Regions from separate parts of the Homo sapiens genome. Here all the other regions are linked to region 3. A link is a contact called in ENCODE Hi-C or POLR2A ChIA-PET data. All regions are on one chromosome and are shown on one strand. The core of a region is the stretch at or near the end of the contact, and the rest is flanking DNA. Distances in the headings are between cores, read along the strand shown. Region 1 holds the start of DDX60 (DExD/H-box helicase 60). Region 2 holds the start of AGA (aspartylglucosaminidase). Region 3 holds the start of GALNT7 (polypeptide N-acetylgalactosaminyltransferase 7).

What was found. Hi-C counts contacts between places; a loop is a spot of excess contacts on that map. ChIA-PET counts read pairs that join two places held with the same protein, here RNA polymerase II (POLR2A). Pooled maps may share reads with other maps.
Region 1: a loop to region 3 is called in a pooled map, with 8 times the contacts of the local background. The contact joins the promoter of DDX60 here to the promoter of GALNT7 in region 3. A Hi-C loop is called at or near these places in 5 of 50 pooled maps.
Region 2: a map of OCI-LY7 shows a loop between it and region 3 (13-fold over the local background). The contact joins the promoter of AGA here to the promoter of GALNT7 in region 3. A Hi-C loop is called at or near these places in 5 of 168 maps with a recorded cell type or tissue (CD8-positive, alpha-beta T cell, OCI-LY7 and naive thymus-derived CD4-positive, alpha-beta T cell) and 14 of 50 pooled maps. POLR2A ChIA-PET finds 5 or more read pairs at or near these places in 1 of 52 experiments (CD4-positive, alpha-beta memory T cell).

The regions. Positions count from the first base shown.
Region 1 is chr4:168,317,142-168,320,472 of GRCh38, forward strand. It overlaps DDX60 (DExD/H-box helicase 60), which reads right to left and starts at 1,611. Exons shown (of 38, transcript NM_017631.6): 1 at 1,481-1,611. RefSeq lists an enhancer at 1,545-1,874.
Region 2 is chr4:177,441,187-177,444,261 of GRCh38, forward strand. AGA (aspartylglucosaminidase) reads right to left here and starts at 1,251. Exons shown (of 9, transcript NM_000027.4): 1 at 1,063-1,251. The coding sequence starts at 1,189. It also overlaps a transcript of AGA-DT not described here. RefSeq lists enhancers at 297-376, 1,203-1,746, 1,837-1,916.
Region 3 is chr4:173,167,156-173,170,137 of GRCh38, forward strand. It overlaps GALNT7 (polypeptide N-acetylgalactosaminyltransferase 7), which reads left to right and starts at 1,656. Exons shown (of 12, transcript NM_017423.3): 1 at 1,656-1,806. The coding sequence starts at 1,681. GALNT7-DT (GALNT7 divergent transcript) reads right to left here and starts at 2,497. Exons shown (of 7, transcript NR_134242.1): 1 at 1,709-2,497; 2 at 807-958. RefSeq lists an enhancer at 925-1,024 and silencers at 1,335-1,384, 1,455-1,574, 1,805-2,982.

The DNA of each region.
Region 1 (3,331 bases), core at 361-2,860, 4.9 Mb before region 3:
AGAAATTTAGAGGCCAGCAAAATATGTTAAATGACACCACAGGGATTAGGACACATACACACACACACACATAAACACACACCCAACAGGACACACACATACAAAAACAAACAATCATAAGACCACAAATCTTACAAACGAATAAATTAAAAGGGGATGAAAGAAATTGCAAGAACCTTATAAGGCTTATCCTCCAATCACAGTAGTGTCAGAACCATATTCTGATTCAAACAATCTTAAAAAGGAAGAAGAAAAGAAGAAGGGAGGAAGAGAAATGGAAAAGAGAAAAAAGGAGGGAAGAGGAAAGGCGCAAAGGGGAGGTAAAGAGGAAAAAAATGGGGGCAAGGGAAGGGAAAGGAAATCATGGATTCTGTATTGGAACAGAATGGTGGAGCTACTTGATGAAAGGCATCAAGCTCCTGAAACCCTGCCTGGAGAAGAGCTGGTGGGTTAAAATGGCTTCCAGTACCCGGTATAACCCTCTCCCCTTGAGTGTGGACAGGACCTGTGAATTTAATGGCATAGTCTCTTTAATGATTCGGTTATATTATGTAAGACTTCATCATAGTAGACTCGGGAGATTCCCCCAAAGAGGCTTATACCTTCTTTAAAGGTACCCTATACCTTCTTTAACGGTATAAGCCACCTTGTTGTGAGAAGGCCACTGTAGCTAAGATCTCAGGGTGAAATCTAAAGACATGGGAACCCCCAGCCAACAGCCAGCAAGAAAGCAGGTAACCTCAGTCCTTTAGCTGCAAGAAACTGAATTCTTCCAACAACCTGAATGAGCATCCATGGTGTCCCATGAGGCCACAGCTCTGACACCTTGATTTCAGCTCGATGAGATGCTGAACAGAGAACTCACTTTACCCATGCCTGGGCTTCTGATCCACAGCAATTGTAAAATAATAAACTTGTAATGTTTTAAGCCACTATACCTGCCCCTTGACCAGGAATAAATTAAGTTACTGGAGTAGGAAATAAATTTCTATTGTCTTAAGCCACTGAAATTTAAGGGTGCACAGAAATTACCTGGGGGAATCTTATTAATAAACGCAGATTCTGATTCTACAAGTCTGGAGCAGGGATTGAAGGTGGAAGCTTCTTGCTGCTGTCAATGTACAGGTTTTACTGGCTGTGCTTAGATATGATGTCCCTTAATTTCTCCTCAACCTCCATTACCCAGCTCCCACCTTTGACGGGGACTCCTTAAATGCCTAACTAAGCACTCCTCTCTGTCTCAGACTTCAGGCCTTTCGCGGTTGTCCCTTTCCTCCGCCCCTCCCCACGCCCGGCCTTCCGGGCCAGCAGGGGGCCCGTGCGCCACGGCCTTGCGATCCCAGGAGGTTCCCCAGATTCCCGCGCCCCGAGCCCAGCACTCCTGGGCCACCTCCCTGTCCGGTCCGTTGAAGAAGACCTAGAACTCCCGCTAGACAGCTCCGCCCCAGGCTCTTCCCAAGGGACATCCCCGGCTCCTCACCGCGGACTCAGGACCGGTGGTGTCCAAAGACCCGCGAGCTGCGCGCCCCGCGGGGAGGGAGTGAAACAGAGACCTAGCGCAGAGCCCAGGTGGAAGTTCCAGGTTACCCCAGACCTGGCCTAGGACTCGGCGCTCTGAGCCACCGCAGCCAGTCTTTTATGCATCCGGCGGGAGTTTCGGTTTCCTTTCTCCTCTCAGAAGCACTTAGGTTTCAGTTTCCCTTCAGCACGAATTAGGCGAGGCACTTTCGTGGAAAGTTTAGCATCCTTCCCTTCAATCAGAATCTTAAGAAGGGGAGCATGGCGAGACGTTAGTTAAAAGGTATGAAGTTACAATAGCTAGGAAGAACCAGTTCTGGTATTCTATTCTGCAGTAGGGTGTGTATAGTTAACAATAATGCATATTTCAAAATAGCTAGAAGAGAGAATTTTGAATATTCTCATCACAAAGAAATAGTAAAGTTTTGAGGTAATAGATGGGCTAATTATCCTGATTTGATCATCACACAATGTATACATGTATTGAAACGTCACATTGTACCCCAAAAATATATACAATTATTATGCGTCAATTAAAAATAAAATGAAACTAAAAAAAACCTTAAAAGAGAGAGACAAAGGCAATAAAAATGGGCTTTGGAATTTGGGCATAAATATAGAGTAAATTGAGGCAGAAAAATTTGTAACATCTAAACAAGATAAAATCAAGAAGAGTTAGAATTTAGAAATTGATAAAATGTAAAAGACACTGTGGAATCTGAAACCCCACAATGAAATTGGAGATCTTGCTGCTTCTACTTGTATGCAAAAAGAAAAAAGAAAGTATGTAACAATACATGAACTTTGAGTTTCTGTTATGAGAAGCTGATGATTACTGTTCTGTATAAACTGTAATTGGTACTTTCATGGGCCAAGAATCAACATTAAAAAATAAATTGAAAATGCAGAATGGTCACATTTATTTGTGCCTCAAATTGATGAAATGTTCTCTTAATTTTTGCCTGTTGATACTTGCAGTGTGGGTTTCGATACTCATCTCCTTTCCTTTCAGTGCCCTCGTATGCTTGATTTCATTAATGCTATAAATATGCATTCATATATTGGAAATAGAAGAGGGTGTGGAGGAAAGACAGCAGTGAATTTGGGTAATCAGCATGATAAGAAGCCACAGGCTGCTTTGTCTACAAGGAAAGGAAAGAGCCAAGGTCCAGGCACTGCTCCACAGGGAACACAGAACAGAGAGAGTAGTGAATGATACTTTGTCTTGTGAAAAATTAGAGAGTCAAGTTGTTAAAAGAGGGGGATATGGGGAAGGAGGACATTTCTCACATCCATCAGACAATTACTTGTTTATTCATTTGTTTAGAAATTCACGTGTTTGTTAGTGATGAGATTAAGAAAGAAAATAAAAGACTCTAGAATTTAACACATGATTGGTCTTAAATCAGCCAATATTCCTGTCTCCTTCACTGTGATCTCTGATGTACCTGCCTGGGGTAGGCTGAATAATACCCTGCACTCCTCCCTCCAAAAGAGGCCAAAATCCTAATTCCTGGAACCTATGAATACAGTAACTTTCATAGCAAAAGTAACTTTGCAAAATAGATTAAATAAGAATCTTTAGAAGAGGAGATTACCCCTTACCCGGGATTATCCAGGTGGGCCCAAGGTCATCAGAAGGGCCTTTATAAGAGGGAGACAGGAGTTCGAGGGGCAATGTGATGATAGAAACAGTCAGTGACAGAATGTGGGGACACTACACAGATGGCGTTGAAGACAGTGGAAGGGACCACGGGCCAAGGAGTCTGGTGGTCTCTAGAAACTACCAAAGGCAAGGAAACATTTTTTTTTT
Region 2 (3,075 bases), core at 1-2,500, 4.3 Mb after region 3:
TTTACGCAAGTTCCCTCTTTCAATACAGGCAACTTAAACACAGAACTGTCCCCCGCCCAGGCTGATGCAATTTCTTTTCGTCTCATTATGGCTGGGAATATCTTTCTCACAGCCTGCTTCTTCATTTTCTCTGAATCGTATGCACTGCCACCAAATTCTGGAGCCAATTCTGCCCTAGAAAGTTAATACGTTAGCAACCTCAGATGGAGGAGGAGGGGTCTGAAAATGACTCTTCTGGTCATTAAGCAAATGAAAGAAACAAGCATAGTACAATGCGAAAATGCCAAGATAATGGTACGTAAAGGCTATTAACAAGGTGTAGAAGGCAGGAACCTAACTCATTCTGGACACGAGGGCAGTTAAGTCAGGGAACGCTTCCTGGAAGAGGTGATACCTTAGCTTAGTGGTTCTCAACCCTGTCTGCAAATCGAAATCACCTAGGGAGCTTTTTAAAGAAAAACAGTGGCCCTGATTCCAGCAGTTAGATCACAGTCACAGGAGGTGGGCCCCGGCAGGATGATTTTTGAGAAGCTCCCCAGATAGTGTGAATGTACAGCAAAGGTTGGAACCTTGAATTCTAAGTGGCAGGTAAAGTATGACAACACGTGGCAAAAAAAGTAAATGGGAAAAGAGTAGGCTATGGCTGGGACACTATTAGTCGTCTACAAAATTGCAAAGAAGTGAAGGATTAGAAACGAGAGGTGGAGACGTACACAGCCCGTGAAAAGACTGTCAGGCAGAAAAGCGTAGCTGCTACTTGATTAAAGCACAAAGGCCATAACTATGGTCAGCAGCAGGGTGGAAAATACATTGCGCTGGGGGCTGCATGAAGGGAGGACCTAAAATGCAACAGCGGTAGGTGGGGAGGATGCAGTAAAGGCCACTTGCAAGAGACTGAGCGGCGCTGGAGACTCGGGAAGACCTAGAGGGCGGGACCGCGAGGCCCGGCCCAGCCCGGCGCTCTTCCGTCCGCCCTGCCGGGTGACTGCAGCGGGGCGGGCTAGTCATCCCCACCCGCAAGCTCTCGCGGCGCAGCCGCCCGCCCAGGCCGCCAACCCGCACCTGCTTCGGTTGCATTCTTAAAGGGCCAAGTGTTGACGACCAGGGGCAGAGGGCTGGAGCAGCGCACTAGGGCCTGGCAGAGCAGAAACGGCACGAGAAGCACAGGCAAGTTCGACTTCCGCGCCATCCCTGACCACCGAAGAGACCAGCGCGAGAAAAGTCCCGGCAGCCAGCGATCGCCGAACAATTAATCCCCAGTGCCCCGCCCGCCTGGCGCCCACGCCCGCTCTCTCGGGGGTTCGCTCAGGCGTCCCTCAACTCTCGCGAGACGAGGCGTCCCTGGGCCCGCGGGAGAGTTGTGTCACGGGGCACTGAGCTGTTCCCTGCGCTAAGGTGCTTCTTCCTAAGTGCTGTTCAGATTTTTAAAATAGCCAGACAAGTTGCTGCTTTTCCTGTGGTTAAAATAGATTTAGCTTGATATTGGGAATTTAATACAAAATTATTCAACTCTGGGTTGCAGGGCCCCAGGAACTTTAGCCGATTGCTGTGTACTATGGATTTGGTTCTTTTACTGTCTTTTTAATTTAAAGTTGAAGTTGAAAAGTTTGTCAAACTCAGTATATTCTTGGGGATCCCAGGCCTCGGAGGTCTGCAATAGTTATGAGTGTAGGTGAAGCGTGTTTGCTTAGGACCGGATTGATTTTAGATTTTTTTTCCATTCATAGCGTCCGTCATTTTCGCACCACAGCTTTTTGTAGCACTTCCTCTCATTATAAATCCCTGAGCTGGAAGAAAAACAGAAACGGCCTATGTACCCTCTACCTAGCACACTGAAGTGCAGCTTCCTGCACCTCCAGGGCAAGACGGCTACCTCCATTCCTTTTTAAATGTATTTTTACCTTCCTGCCTGGCACTATTAAGTGCTAAATAAATGAATAAGAGGAGGAATGGGGATTTTACGTGCTTGGTGGAGGCTGCTCAGTTTTGTTGCTGGGCAGACGTGCGAACATGAACTAATAATCCCTTTGGGTGTCTGGAATGCCTGCCCAGGTTGCCAAGGCAAGACACATAATCACATAATTTTTAAAAGCATCTATAAATCTATACAAACTTTAAAAATATGAACTAGGCTGGGCACGATGGCTCACGCCTGTAATCCCAACACTTTGGGATGCTGAGGTGGGTGGATCACGAGGTCAGGAGTTCGAGACCAGCCTGGCCAACATAGTGAAACCCGTCTCTACTAAAAATACAAAAATTAGCCGGGCGTGGTGGTGCATGCCTGTAGTCCCAACTACTTGGGAGGCTGAGGCAGAATTGCTTGAAGCCGGGAGGTGGAGATTGTGGTGAGCCGAGATCGCACCACTTCACTCCAGCCTGGACAACAGAGTGAGATTCTGTCTCAAAAATAAATAAATAAATAAATGTAAAAATATAAACTAGGTAGGAGTTGTGAGACTTACAAAACCTTCAAGGCTCTTATTGATTGCTAGGAAATTAAATACATAATTTAAAGAACATAAGATAGCCCAGAAGTATCATTATCCCGTTGGGGAAGTGTTAATTAAAAGATATAATAAAGACAAATTTTCTAAGTTCCTTTCATGGGGTTTGGAAGAGGAACAAGTCATCTGTGCTGGAGTAATCATAACCCAATGGCAGGTGAAACTGGAAACTTGGGTGAAACAGGGTAAGAAAGCCAGAAAAACATACATTGTCCTCTGAGTAAATTTTCCTTAGCTCCTGGGCTGAGTATTTTTATGCAGCCTTAAGGAATTAGGACATGCCTTTAGCAAAAATTGTAAAATACAATACATGGAAAATTGGTCTTAGTACCCCACTGATCTCTCTAGCCTCTTCCTGTTTTTTAAGGTATTTGTGTTTCTTCTGGTGGAAAGAGCCTGATCTGTTACCTCCTACTATGTCTATTTCTCCAAATTCTTTCTTCTTAAATAAAAATTCCTGTCAGAGAAACAGCTAAATTACACTATAGTGGGAATGGCTGATAGAAGGTCTCAATATATCAACTTTTCCATGGATATTTGTATGTATGTATGTATGTATGTATTTATT
Region 3 (2,982 bases), core at 406-2,905:
TATCTATCTTGATAATTGAAATTGTTTCACTGTAAAACTTTACATAACTGAGCTTTGTTTTAAAGCAAAAAACTTGCAGATGTGAGACAGTACGAGAAAAAAGAATCAGCTGTTACCATCTTAAAACTTAGGATAGCCTAGGTGTGGTGGCTCACAGCTGTAATCCTAGCACTTTGGGAGTACGAGGCAGATTGCCTGAGCTCAGGAGTTCGAGACCAGCCTGGGCAACACCGTGAAACCTCGTCTCTACTAAAATACAAAAAAAAAAAAAATTAGCTGGGCGTGGCGGTGTGCACTTGTAGTCCCAGCTACGGGGGAGGCTGAGGCAGGAGAATTGCTTGAACCCGAGAGGTGGAGGTTGAGGTGAGCCAAGATCGCACCACTGCACTCTACTCCAGCCTGGGTGACAGAGTGAGAGACTCCGTCTCAAAAAAAAAAAAAAAAAAAAAAAAAAAAAAAAAAAAAAAAGAAAAGAAAAAAAACCCCAAAAAACTTAGGATAAAATCTTAAAACGTTTTGTTCGACTTAAATTTAAATTAGCAGTTTAGGATATAGTACACTGATAATGTAATTACATACATTCTGCTATAAAGGCATAGACATCTTTATTGGGAGATATGGGCAGAAAAATTATTTCCTCAGGGTGGGGCATTTGGCTAAACACTTGCCAATATCCTTTACTGTGTAATTTAGGTAACACAGGCAGAAAAGGCGTTTGAAAAGCAGAAATCAAGTGGCAAATATCAGATCTGAGGGACGCAATGAGGGTGGAGTTGAAATCCGTGGTCCTTGGATTTGAAACTTACCAGCCCGTGAACAAGGTTGGTATTGCTTTTGGCATAAGACGACAGCCTTTCTTTTCATTAGCTCAGGAGGAATACTGGCTTTCCAAGTGAGCTCCTCCAATCCAGTGATATTTGCACATCTCACCTGGGCCTTTCGGTTACAAATTCACCACCTTAAGGAGCCGTGTGAAAAAGCAAGAACAATCAATAAGAAGGAAAAAAAAAAACCCTTCAGCTATAAATCAGCCACGTGGAGCTGCTGCAGCAGCAGCGGTAGTCCCACTTCCTGGTTGGCTTCCTGAAAGCCTCTCGACAAGGGGCTCAGGGAAGTGGGTCTAAGGGAGAGGTGCAGACGAGAGCGACTCCAGGTCCAACGGAGGGGGCGGCGGGCCACGGGATCCCGGAGGGCACAGGCGTTAAGGACGGAGTTATTGTCCATAATTACAATAAAAGTTTGGGGATCTGAAAGCTTTAAGGAGCTGAGCTGCAGGGCAAAGGCTAAGAACCGGACTCGGGAAAAGTGCAAGTTAGTTACAAGGTAGCAGGGACTGTGAAGGGGGCTCGCGTGGAGAGCAGGGGACTGCGGATCTGGAAGGGGGCAGGTAGAGAGGAAGGCAGCCTGGCAGAGCGAGGCACACGGGTCAGTCGGAGCTCTGCGGTGGCCGCCAGAGGGGAGGGGGCCACGGGGAGGAGCGGAGGGAAGAGCCCGGGGAAAGGTGTAGCCGAGGGGAGTTCCGGATCTGGAGCTGGAAAGGGCAGGCAGCGGAGAGGGCGGCAGCCGTAGCGGTAGGGGTGGGGGAAAGAGGGGGAGGAGAGCCGGAGGAGGGGGAAGGAGGGAGGGGAGAGCGGTGGCGGCGGCTGCGCCGGGCTGTGAGTCTCTCGCCGCCGGAGGAAGATGAGGCTGAAGATTGGGTTCATCTTACGCAGTTTGCTGGTGGTGGGAAGCTTCCTGGGGCTAGTGGTCCTCTGGTCTTCCCTGACCCCGCGGCCGGACGACCCAAGCCCGCTGAGCAGGATGAGGGTGAGTGACCCGCCCGGCCCCCTCCGGCGGCAGCGACCGGCAACTTGTTTTGTTTGCCCGCGTGTGGAGGGAGCAGGGGCGGCGGGGTCGCGGCACGGCGTGGGCACCGCAGCTCCGCAGGTGGTGCTGGCGCAGCGCGGGCCGAGGGGGTGCCGAGCCCCGCGCACTCCGACCTCCCTGGCCGCCGCCGGCCCGCCCCCTCGCCGCCCCTTCCTCCGCTCTTCCCCGCCCCGGGCTCCGTCGCCGACACCCGCGCTGCCGCGGCAGCGGCTCGGGCGGCCGCTCTCCGCGCCGGGACTGCGGGCGGAGCGGGCGGAGAGCCGGGTCCGGGGGGCTGCGGCCGCCCGGCGTCCCGCTCTGGGGGGCCGGGACCGCAGCGCTCACGGCCCGGGGACGCGGGGTTGGTCCAGGCTGCGGCCTGTGGCGCGTGCAGGCCTGAAGGAGGCGAGATGCCGATGCCGCCACCGCTGGTCCGGTGGACCAGGCCCCTTGGTCCAGCCTCCCCTCCCGCAGCCGCCCGTCTGGGGGTGTTCGCAGCCCCGGGCTCCCCCGGCCCGCCCGCCGGGGAGTGGGAGGGCGATGGCGCCCCGCCTCCGGCTCTTACGGAGAGCGCGCCTCCCCCTCAACTCCGGCGGCGGGGAGCCGGGGTGCGATGCGCGGCCGAGGCCTCGCCCGGACCGCCGGTCCCCCTCGCGTCCCTGGGCGAGGGAGGGGCGGTTGGCCGGAGATGGCGGAGGGGCGTCCCCGCCCCGCCTGCCCGCCGCCCCCAGCCCTCAGCGCCTGGGGAAGCCCCTGCTGTGGCAGTGCTCGGGCGCTATCCGGGGGAAGAGGAGCAGTTCCTCTTCCTTGGCTGCGGCAGGGCTGCTTGGGCCGGAAAACTAACTTGTGTCGGCGCCCGGCCGCCCCGCGCCGGCTGCCGGCTAGCTCAGGCCGACGCCGAGGGGAGCGGCGGCGCGGAGCTCGCGGCGGCTCCGCTGGGACGCATTTGTCTGCCGCCCAGGGCGCGAGTGTTAGCGCTGACATTCCTTGGATTTGGAGGGTTTAGTCAGGCGCCTCGGAACATTAGTTACCCGGAGCCGCGCCGCGCGGGGAAGGGACCGCGGGCACTGCGGCTTCCCTGACCCGGCAGCGGGCGGCGCGCACCGGCCTCGCCCCCGACCCTGACCTGCTTCCCCC